Regions from separate parts of the Mus musculus genome. Here regions 1 and 3 are each linked to region 2. Evidence: chromatin contacts called from ENCODE Hi-C or POLR2A ChIA-PET data. All regions are on one chromosome and are shown on one strand. Each heading gives the region's core, a stretch centred on a gene start or an enhancer-like site at or near the end of the contact. The rest is flanking DNA. Distances are from core to core; before and after follow the strand shown. Region 1 holds the start of Lmo4 (LIM domain only 4). Region 2 holds the start of 9530052C20Rik (RIKEN cDNA 9530052C20 gene). Region 3 holds the start of Selenof (selenoprotein F).

The links. Hi-C counts contacts between places; a loop is a spot of excess contacts on that map. ChIA-PET counts read pairs that join two places held with the same protein, here RNA polymerase II (POLR2A).
Region 1: a loop to region 2 is called in a map of left cerebral cortex, with 5 times the contacts of the local background. The contact joins the promoter of Lmo4 here to the promoter of 9530052C20Rik in region 2. A Hi-C loop is called at or near these places in 3 of 37 maps with a recorded cell type or tissue (heart and left cerebral cortex). POLR2A ChIA-PET finds 5 or more read pairs at or near these places in 1 of 5 experiments (Patski).
Region 3: a map of v-Abl transformed pro-B cells shows a loop between it and region 2 (3-fold over the local background). The contact joins the promoter of Selenof here to the promoter of 9530052C20Rik in region 2. A Hi-C loop is called at or near these places in 1 of 37 maps with a recorded cell type or tissue (v-Abl transformed pro-B cells). POLR2A ChIA-PET finds 5 or more read pairs at or near these places in 1 of 5 experiments (Patski).

Annotation. Positions count from the first base shown.
Region 1 is chr3:144,203,692-144,207,107 of GRCm38, reverse strand. It overlaps Lmo4 (LIM domain only 4), which reads left to right and starts at 1,853. Exons shown (of 5, transcript NM_010723.3): 1 at 1,853-2,288.
Region 2 is chr3:142,881,185-142,884,234 of GRCm38, reverse strand. 9530052C20Rik (RIKEN cDNA 9530052C20 gene) reads right to left here and starts at 1,740. Exons shown (of 2, transcript NR_152127.1): 1 at 1,249-1,740. It overlaps Pkn2 (protein kinase N2), which reads left to right and starts at 2,231. Exons shown (of 22, transcript NM_178654.4): 1 at 2,231-2,624. The coding sequence starts at 2,577.
Region 3 is chr3:144,568,924-144,572,318 of GRCm38, reverse strand. It overlaps Selenof (selenoprotein F), which reads right to left and starts at 1,892. Exons shown (of 5, transcript NM_053102.2): 1 at 1,520-1,892. The coding sequence starts at 1,594. Hs2st1 (heparan sulfate 2-O-sulfotransferase 1) reads left to right here and starts at 2,103. Exons shown (of 7, transcript NM_011828.4): 1 at 2,103-2,585. The coding sequence starts at 2,462.

The sequences.
Region 1 (3,416 bases), core at 604-3,103, 1.3 Mb before region 2:
CAAAAAATCCCTGATTGCCTAGTTTTGATTGATTTAAATTGTAATGAGTCAGAGATGAACCCAGATATTACAATGTCTTATATCTTAAAGTGTCCTCTCCTCCTTTGAGGTTATTGTTTTGCTTTGCTTTGGGTTTTTTGTTAGGACAAAATAATAATAATAATAAAAAAACCTCTTTCCTAAATTGGTCTGTTTTCATCATGACCTTCTGCAGCTGTTGTCTGTATAGGACATTCCAATTATTATCACGTTGATTTTTTTTTAATAAAAAAGCTTTTAAGGTGAATGATCATAAGAACACAACGTTAAATACAAATCCATAAAAATAATTTTTAACTGTAGCATGTTAGGAACTCAAGGAGCTAGAATCCAGAAATGAGTATTTTTAACTGGTATTAAAACCACCCTCTTCCTGGTTTCATAGGCAATATTTATTCCTTTGCCCTAATTTTGGCAGTTTAAAGAACCAAAATTCTGCACACAGCTGCTAGGACTGTAGATTTTTTGCCTGATTTTTCTTCAACTTCCTTTCTTCCAAGCTTCTCCCACAAGACTGGTTTTAGTTAATGATACTTAGCAGTACAGCTTTGCACTTCCATGATAATTTCCAACAGAAAAATCTCTCTGGAACTTACTATTAATAATCAACCCTAGTATTAACCTCAGATCGGAGATTTATTAAACCTATTTGGCAGAGTAAAGTTGAATAACTTGATGTTCAAGGATCCAGGCTGAGCTCTGGCCCTGGAAAGAGGCTCTGAAGCTAGCTAGCATTCCTCAAATCTTGGTTTGTACAAGAAACGACTAGTCTTTTTTCAGGGTCGTGAGCTAGCAGCAGGTCTGGCAAATGCTCGCATCGCTTTAGGGGGCTACGAGGGAGCTAGCATCACACCCTCTACACTGAAGCAGAATGGTGAGCAAAAAGCTTTGCCCATAAAGTTTCCTTCATCTCTGAAAACCAGGGTGTGATTTGCATTCACCAGCAACTGACAAGCATCTATGAAATGCCTCCTCCTTCCAGTTTACACTGGGGTTAATGGGAGCAAGATGGGGTTAAGCTGGCAGTACTTAGGTAGGAACTACTTCCCACTTTGCTTAAGGTTTTGAAATCTGCAACCCGAAGAATTAAACAAAACACCCGCTTTTGCACCTCCCTCCGGCAGAATGAATCCTCTACCCTAACAGGAAGAGACCCATTTCTGGGAAAGTAAGTTTCCCGAGGGTCTGTTCTCTGAGCCAGGGAAGGCGATCCCCGAGGCCCTGCGGGGGCGGGCTCCACGCGTCCTCGCGCGCTGGGCAGGCAGGTGTGGTCCTGAGCCTGGGCACGCGCTCGCTGGCCGCGTCCCCCGCGCCACCCGGGTCCCTTCTCGTGCCCCGACCCCGGGCCCCCCCCGCCTTCCCGGGCCCGGCCGGCTCAGCCGCCCGCCTCGCTCCCCGCCCCCCGAGTCTCGTTTCAGTCACCCTTTGTCCTTCCCCGGATTGGCAGGTTTTATTATTCCGCCTGAACAATCCGGCCGCCCAGTGGCTGAGGGTCGCTGACGTCGGCGGCAGAGCCGGGGAGTAGTTGGGATTCTGCTCTGTCAGTAACACATGTGTAAGCGCCGCCGAAGGAGCGAGCGAGCCGGCTAGAGGCCCGCGCCGCCGCCTCCTCCGAGCCGGGCAGCAGCAGCGGGGCAGCCGATCGGTCCAGCGCTCCCGGCCGGCCCGCAGCTCCCCACTCCGTGCGTCCTCGTACCGGCCGCGGGACCGAGCCTGCACCGCCGCTCCCGGGCCGCAGGTCGCGGGAGGGGGGAGCTCGGCCGAGCCGCCGGCGGCCCCGAGCGGGCGGGCGGGCGGGAGGAAGGCGGCGGCGGAGGAGGAGGAGCGCGGGCGCGGCGGGGGCGGGGGCGCGTACAAAGTGAAGCCACATTGCCAAACTTGCAGCCGCGATTGCAGCAGTGGCTGCTGCTGCGCCGCGCGGGCCCGGCCGAGGGAGCCTGCAGCTGCTCGCGCGCAGCCGGGGGCTGAGGACCGGGACCCTCGGGCTGAGACTTGACACTTCTTCGCCGGGCCGCCTGCCACTTAGCGTGGGGCTCCCTCTACCCGCCCCAGAGCCACGCGATTAAAAAAAAAAAAAAAAAAAAAAGCAGCCCTTAGCCCCCTCCTCCCCTTTCCTGCTTCTGCGAGAACTCCCTCCCTCCCTCCAGCTCCGCCAGCCCCAGCGCCCCTGCCCTGGAAGCCGAGCGGCTCCGCTCGCATTTCGCCGCCGCCGCCGCCTCTCGCAGTGTTGCAATATAGGGGAGAAGCAGGTAAGGGGGTGGCTGGGGACGCCGCGGGCCCGGAGGGGACGAGGGAGAGAGGGAGGGGGGAACTGATCGGGGCCGGGGCTGTTTTCTTTGGCTTCCTTCCCTTGACCGTCCCAAATTGCAAGTAAACAATACGTCGCCTTAGATAATGCGTGAGTCTGAAACTACCGGAGGCCGGCCTGCGAGCTAGCAAGGAGGGCAGCCCCGGGCCGCCAGCTTTGTAGCGGTTCCTTGCTTACAAAAGGGTTCTTCTTGGAGACGGGGCTGGTGGGGACCCTGGAGAGGGCTGGGGGCAGTTCCAGTTCCTAAAGGAAAGGCAGGGGCTGCTCAGATGAGAAGTGGTGTGTGCGTGGGTGGGGGCGATAGTCAAGACCCCCCCCCCAACACTGTTTGAAACAGGGAACGAAAAGCTCTAAGTGACCAGGAGCTGGCATTGCTGATTCTTTTAAAAAGAATTCCTCTTGGCTTATAAGTCTTTTGTTCCAATCCAGGAGAAATCCGGTGAATCACCTAATTAAAATCAAGACATGAATTAAGCATCCATTTTTGTACTACAAATGGCCAGCGCTACGTTTGTCCCTCCCTTGGTCTCCATTAAAAAACACCAGAGACGTTGTTAAAGGGGGGCAGATTTTGCCTCTAGCTGCCAGCTCTGCTTTCTATTTCACTGACTATCCCAGGACCTAAATTGCTTGGCTATGTAATTACTAGAGTATAAGCCTATTTAACTTAAAAGCTTTCTTTTTTTTTTTTTCCAACTCTAAATGAAACTTGATGAGGGCCCGTCCTTAGTTATCAGGGGAGTCACTTTCTGGTCAGTCCTCTTGATTCATCTCTTTTAGATTTAATCAGCATTAAGGTATTGCTTGTCCTTAAGAGCTTTAGCTAATGGGGTTACTGGATGCTTTTCTCAGTGTAATGTTTCCTTTTCAAAAAAAATATACATATATATTTACCTCTCACTAAAGATGGGGGTGGGGAGCAGCTTGGAATCTCCTCCCTCCCCCTCCCTTTTAAAAAAGGAATTCGGAGCGATTAAAACGTTGGGGGGGGGCAGTTTAAAGACCTAGGGCAGGAAATGCAGATTCATTTGGGTCAGGGCTGAAATTGTAACAAAAAGCAATTCCTCGA
Region 2 (3,050 bases), core at 491-2,990:
GAGCTAGGCTACATGTTTGTCTCCTAGGTTCAAAATTCCATGCTGCTGAAATGTGAACATTTTCTCTTTAGACCTTAATTTGTTTTTCTAAAGAACACTCGTTTTTCTCTTTATATCTAAATTTGTTTTTCTAAAGAAATCTTATTGTGTTTCTATTTGTCTAGCATCTATGTAACCCTTGCTGGTCTGGAACTCATTATGTAGAGCAGGCTGGCCACAAGCTCACAGACTTCTGCCAGCTGCTGCCTCCCAATTGCTGGGATTCAAGGAGTGTACCATCACACCTGGCATTGCACAAATACTTCTTAATAGTTAGCCACTTGTTATGTATATATGAAGTTTCTCATCTCTTTCCTGGAGAAAAGTAAATTATAAAAAAAGAAAAAGAAAAACATATCAATAGGAATCTAGTGACCCACTTTAAATGGTAAGTTTTGTTGTGTATACTTTACAGTAAAAATCATACTACCACTTTGTACCTACCATTTAAAATTGTAATAGTGTTTTTGGACACAACACTGCTTCCTCAAGAGGACTCCCCACTTACTTGTTATAGACTCTTTCTTAAGACTACTCATAACTCCAGGGCCTAACTCTCTCTGTTAGTTACTAGGGAAGGTAATCATATAACTTGGCTTCTCCCAATGTTGTTAGTTCCTTGTTGCTTCCTTGATTAATAAGCCTCCATTTTAATAGCAGGAGTTAAAAATGTTACTCACACTATAGTAAGTATGAAGACAAAGTAATGTGTCTCAGATTTACAGCTCTGCCATTCTTGAAGCAACGGTTAATTACAAGCCAATTCCAGCTCTAGCAAAGTATTTCACACTCTGCAGTATGATGAAACTGGATGCGTGTTTACAAATATTTCACTTAAGCTATAAGCAGTTTCTAGAGTGAAACAGTATTCCTAAGACGACACTTGGCGAAGTAACAGTGTTCATCCATTAAACGCATTCTAAAGTTGATTATGTAACTTAATAATTAAGGCACTTGTTGCTTTTATCATTTTCAGCCCAGGCAATTCATTAAACATATAAATAGTAAAACTTTTGAAGTACAGAACGGAAAAGTTTTGCCAGTATATTGTGAGCCGGAGTCACAGAACTCTAGATTTTCAATGATTTCTGACTTCAATGATTTCTGAGACTCTTGGAGAAAAATCTGCAGGAGCCTGCATCAATGTCCCATGAAAGGTAAAGTGCTTCTCAGACTTGTAGCTACCCACCTGAAACCTGCCATACTCACCTAAATAGCCATCACCACTTTGTCCACATTGCTTTGAACCAGCTATATTAGATGCACTTAATCTTCAGAACCCCAAGGGAAGCGTTTACCGAGAGTGTCCACTCATTGATTAGACAAAAAAAGTATCTGTTGATACTTGTGATACATAAGTGTTACTTGTAGAAGTCCATTTTCCCACAAGTTACACTATGTTACTAAGTAGACTGTGCTACTAAGTAGCTAATTCCGATAGGCTGCTAAGTAGCTAGTTAAGGCTCACTACTAAGTAGACTCTGCAACTAAGTAGTTAGTTCTCATTTATACCTCCCCAAGTAAAGTCGGCTTTGGCTCCTTCCCGACGCTGATTCTGCCTCATCTCTTTCCATTAAACTTACGTTGAAAAAAAAAAAATCAACAAATGAGCTAAGTCAGCTTTGAGCTCAGTAGTTTTCTAGTCCCAACCACAGAGTTCAGGGTAGCGCTCGAGGAAAAGGCAGCCCGTGGGGACTGCTCGGAGCAGAGGCTGGCGCCCTGACCACGCCCACTTCTCCCAAGGGCCTCTTCCGCCCGGGTTTGGCTCGCGGTGCACCTTACTGGTGGCGACGTCGCGCGAGCCAAAGGCGAGAGGTGGACACGCTTCGGCAGGTGGGGGAGGGAGGAAGCGACAGCTCGGGGTGGGCGGGCGGGAGGGCGCGGCTCCCCAGCAGGGAGGGCCGAAGCGAGGCTCAATCTGCGGCCGGCCGGAGGCCAGACCTAGCGTTCGCGCAGAGCCGTTAAGCGCAGCCGCGGTGGGTGTGGTCTGCTCGCTCGACTTCCCGCCTCCCGGCGACGCGAGCCCGGGGCCTTTCGCCTCCCTGTCATCCGGGCCCGCCCAGAGTCCGCCCCGCCCCGCGCGCCTGGCCCTGGGGTCCCCGCCAACCCTCCTTGGCTTCCCAGAGCCCGCCCAGCAGGGGGCGGGGCCCCGCGGCAGTCACGTGCGCCGGCAGCCGCCAAGCGCGGCCGCTTTTGCGACGCGGTGACAGCCAAATGGTGCGACAGGAGGAGCTGCCGCCGCGGCCGCTGCGCCCCGCACCGAGAGCTCCGAGTCGGCTCCCGGCGTCGCCCTGAGGGAGCGGCTGAGGGAACAGAGTCCGGCGGGCGGCGGCGGGCGGCGAGGGGAGCCGCGCCGCGAGGGCCCTCGCTCCCCGCCGCTCTCCATGAGCCGCGCCTGCAAGCCGGGCCGCGCCTCCATGACTCCCTAGCTGCCGCTTTCTCTCCGGTCCTCGCCCCCCGCCCGGCTCTCCCGTCCCGCCTTCTCCCTCGGCCGCGCCGCTGGGCGCCTTCAGGTGCGGAGGCCCGAGCGGAGCGCCATGGCGTCCAACCCCGACCGGGGGGAGATCCTCCTCACCGAGCTGCAGGTAAGGGCCGCGGCCCTGCGGGAGCGCCGCCCGGGGAACCCGGGAGGGGAAGGCGGCCGCGGGGTCGGGGTCGGGGACGCTGCGCGGCGCGGCGCGCCCCTGGCCCGCTAGGTGTGGAAACTCGCGGGGTGTCAGGCCGGAGCCGCCTCTCCGCCCCGGGACCCGGTCTCCCGCGCGCGCTCTCGGAGGCCACCGGGCGGCGGGACCCCGTCCCCGCGGGCGGGGCCGCTTACTCGCTCGGGTCCCCTCCGGGTGTCACCGCCCCGCCCTCCCCCCAGCCCCGCTCCCTAACTCCTTTGAATGACTCCCAGGCTGTGGGCGGTTCCCTCCCTTTCCCCTCCGACCGCACAAAGAGCGCCCCCCGAACTTGAGCCCCCGAGGGCTCGCTCCGAAGTGATGGCCTTGCGCTGCCAGCCGCCTTCAGGT
Region 3 (3,395 bases), core at 643-3,142, 1.7 Mb before region 2:
GGCTGTTATTTTCAAGAAGAAAGGTCTCATAGTATTGAACTGGTTTTCAGGTATATTTTGGAAGTAAGAATAAGAAAGGCTAGGTAATTGCCAGTATATGCAGTACATAGGAAGGAGTCAACAAGACATCTGAGTTTGAAGTTAAGATTGGGTGGACAACCACCATGGCATACAGGTAGCCATAAGTTCTTCCTACTCTAGTCCTAGCATGTACTGACATTTCTTTGCAATGCAATTCTGTCACTCTTCCCATTCGGCTGTGGAGTTGGGAAGAGTTGTTCACCTGTGGCGTGGTCTGGGGACTTACTCTGACAAGTCTAATGTGATGGAGTTTGGATCTATTTACACAGTGGGAGGATCTGGCTTTCTGTTTTTAGCCTTGTCTCCCAGGAGGGAATCTGTGATCTCCATGGCAAGGTCTTAAGAGGCTTCTGCTCTTTTGGAGTATTGTCCTGAGACGGCTGTGAAAAAGAAGTCAGTCATTTACTGGGAGATGAGTTAGCAGCAGAACTGAGCGGTCCCTGTTAATGGCACTGACTAGAACTACAGTAGCTTTGGGTTTTTAGTTAAATTCACCAACTAGCTCAAACAGTGCATCCATGAGGGAACTGCTTCACTAACATAAAGGATGGTTAAATTGTTTAAAAACATTGATTGGCAAGGGGGTGGGGGCAGGTATTTACAAAGCCATAGCCTACTGAGATTTTGAAGATAGTTTGAAAACATTACTCCTTTGTTACTTTTGGTAGTGGTAACACATTCAAACGACTACAATGGGAGGGAAAAGCCAACAATTTACTTATGTTTCCAGTATAAAAGTTTAAAGGGATGTTCCCTAAGTGTTTTCTGAAGTACCAGATGTTTCAAAACAACATTGTATTGCAATGTAAGACGCTAAGAATCCACTCTTTGGACAAAGTAAGAAAAGCAGAGACAACGTTTGTGAACTATAAGACCTATGAAGAACAGAGTATTTAGAGACCTACGGTATAATTTTAACTTTCCAAAATCTTGGACAAATCACTTAAGTATCCTAAGTACAAAGACATGTAAATATGGGTGGAAAACTCCCATAGAGGAATTTACCAAAAATACAGTTGCTTCATGAGTAGCTAAGTAAGTCAAAACCAGGTTAACTCCTTTCAGAGATTTAGAACCCGTGTCGTCTGGTTAACGAGGAAAACCGCTTGTCTGGACCAAAACCCTTTAAGGTTTGGGAGTTTGTAAGCAGCGGTAGTTTCATTCACTTGTGTCTCACTCAAAGAAACGTCCCTCCTTTCTAAGCATTACTGACTATGTACCCTCTGTGCTCTGAAAAACCGATCCTAGCTGCCTGAAGCGAGGAAACCATCGTCTCTAGAGCTCCGGCTGGAATTCTGCCACGTTTCATTCCGGATGGAAGCGGCCGCTAAGGCAGCCCGTTCCACGGGCGGCTCCCAAGCGTGGCCCCGGGTTTGCCCTTCCACATCCGCGCTCTCCGACCAGCCTTGAGGCAGCCCCAGAGGCGGTCCACACTCACCGCTTGAAACGCAGTCGCCAGCAGCAAGCGCAGCCCCAGAGCGGGCCGCAGCCACCCACCCTGCCCTGCCGCCATCCCTGCGGTCTGCCGTCAATCTTCAGGGGTCTGAGGACCCCTGTGCCGGGGACGTCCACTGCACTGCCTGACGCGAAACCCGCCGCGAAAGGCCACTGCTACAAGCCTATTATCCCACAAAGACGAGTGTTAGTTAGGCGACCATGGGAGCCTGTAAGTGATCGATTGTTAAACAGTCCTCAGGTTCTTTTAGAGATTCAAATTAGGCATTTTCCTAAACTCCCCACACCGGGGCTTCTTATTCACGACATTCAATCGGCTATCCACGAAGCCCCAGCTCGGCCATCAGTAGCCCCGCCTCCTCCAAGTTTACCCAATCGGACAACGCCTTGCTTGAGTCCCGTGACAAGGAACCCAACCGTAAATCGAACCGAAAGGGCGAGAAGCGGCCTCTCTTCGGACCAATGAACACCACTGTACCGGAGGATGGGGGTGGAGCCTCTGGTTGCCGGGCAGCGTGCGTCAAGGCGTGCGCGTGGTGGCCGAGGGGGAGGGGAGGGGGCGGGCCGAGGGCGGCGCAGCCGCAGCCGCATCGCCACCGGAGGAGCGCGCGGCCGCGAGCGACCGAGGGAGGGAAGGGAGGAAGCGAGGGAAGAGGGCGTGCGGCCGTGGGGTCCCGAAGCCAGGGGGCAGCGGCAGCGGCAGCGGCAGGAGGGCGCCAGGGCCGTCGAGTGGGCCGGGGAGAAGCGTGCACCAGGCGGCCGGCGCTGGCTCCCGCGGGCGGGAGACCGGAGAGGAGGAGGGGGTCGCTGCGGCGCGGCAGTCCGCGCAGCTCCCGGGTCGGGGTCTCCTCCCGGCGCTTCGGTCGCCCTCGGGGCCCCGCTCCCCGCCCCCCGCGGTATGTCTTGATCGCGAGCGGCGGGTTTCATGGGGCTCCTCAGGATTATGATGCCGCCCAAGTTGCAGCTGCTGGCGGTGGTGGCCTTCGCGGTGGCGATGCTCTTCTTGGAGAACCAGATCCAGAAGCTGGAGGAGTCCCGGGCGAAGCTAGGTGAGGCAGCCGAGCGGTGCGCCGGGGCCGGGCTGGCGGGTGGGCATTGCCGGCTATAGCAAGTGGGCTTCCTCAGGGGGCCTCGGAGAACCTCGAGAGCTGGGACCCGGGCACGTCGAGCTCCCGCCACCGGGGAGGGAAGCTGGGCTGATGAGCTGCACGCGCGAGGTCTCTGGCCAGAGGGCTGCCCCGTCGGCCCTTCACTGAGAGAGGGGACCCAGGTCTGCCTGGAGCTGGTGCTGCTGGAGGACACAAACGCTCCCTCTCTCTTCTCTTCCAAATCGTTCTGCAAAGCCCCAGTCATGTGCAGAGATGGGGACTGGAATTTGAATTAGGGGCACCTGGGCACAGGATCCTTTGGGGATGGTGGTCGTGGGGAGATTCGTCGCGGGGAGATGGGTAGAAATGGAAGGAGACTCCGGGAATGATGGGGAGTGAAAGCGGCTCACCGTAGTGAGTGGCAGGCATGCCTGAGCCTAGGGCAGTAAGGGACCTTAGAACTGACAGCTTTGGTAGGCTGGCGGTGTGGGACAGCGGAGCCGATGATGGCACGAAAAGGAGACATCTGGGGGACTGAAGTTCTTTATGAGTGACGCTAAACTGGTTGATTTGGGCTTCAGAGTGGGGTCGTAAGTTTAGGCTGATTGCATGTACAAGAGGGGAACGTTGAGGGTTTGGAATTGCAGGGTTTACCTTGTGAAAGGAAAAGAGTGGGGAGAGTGAACCATATGGGTCTCTTAAAGCGTCTCTCTCAGTGCCCGAATGGAAAAGGGTGCTTGAAACACAAAATTGGAGTGCGAACTTGTGCAA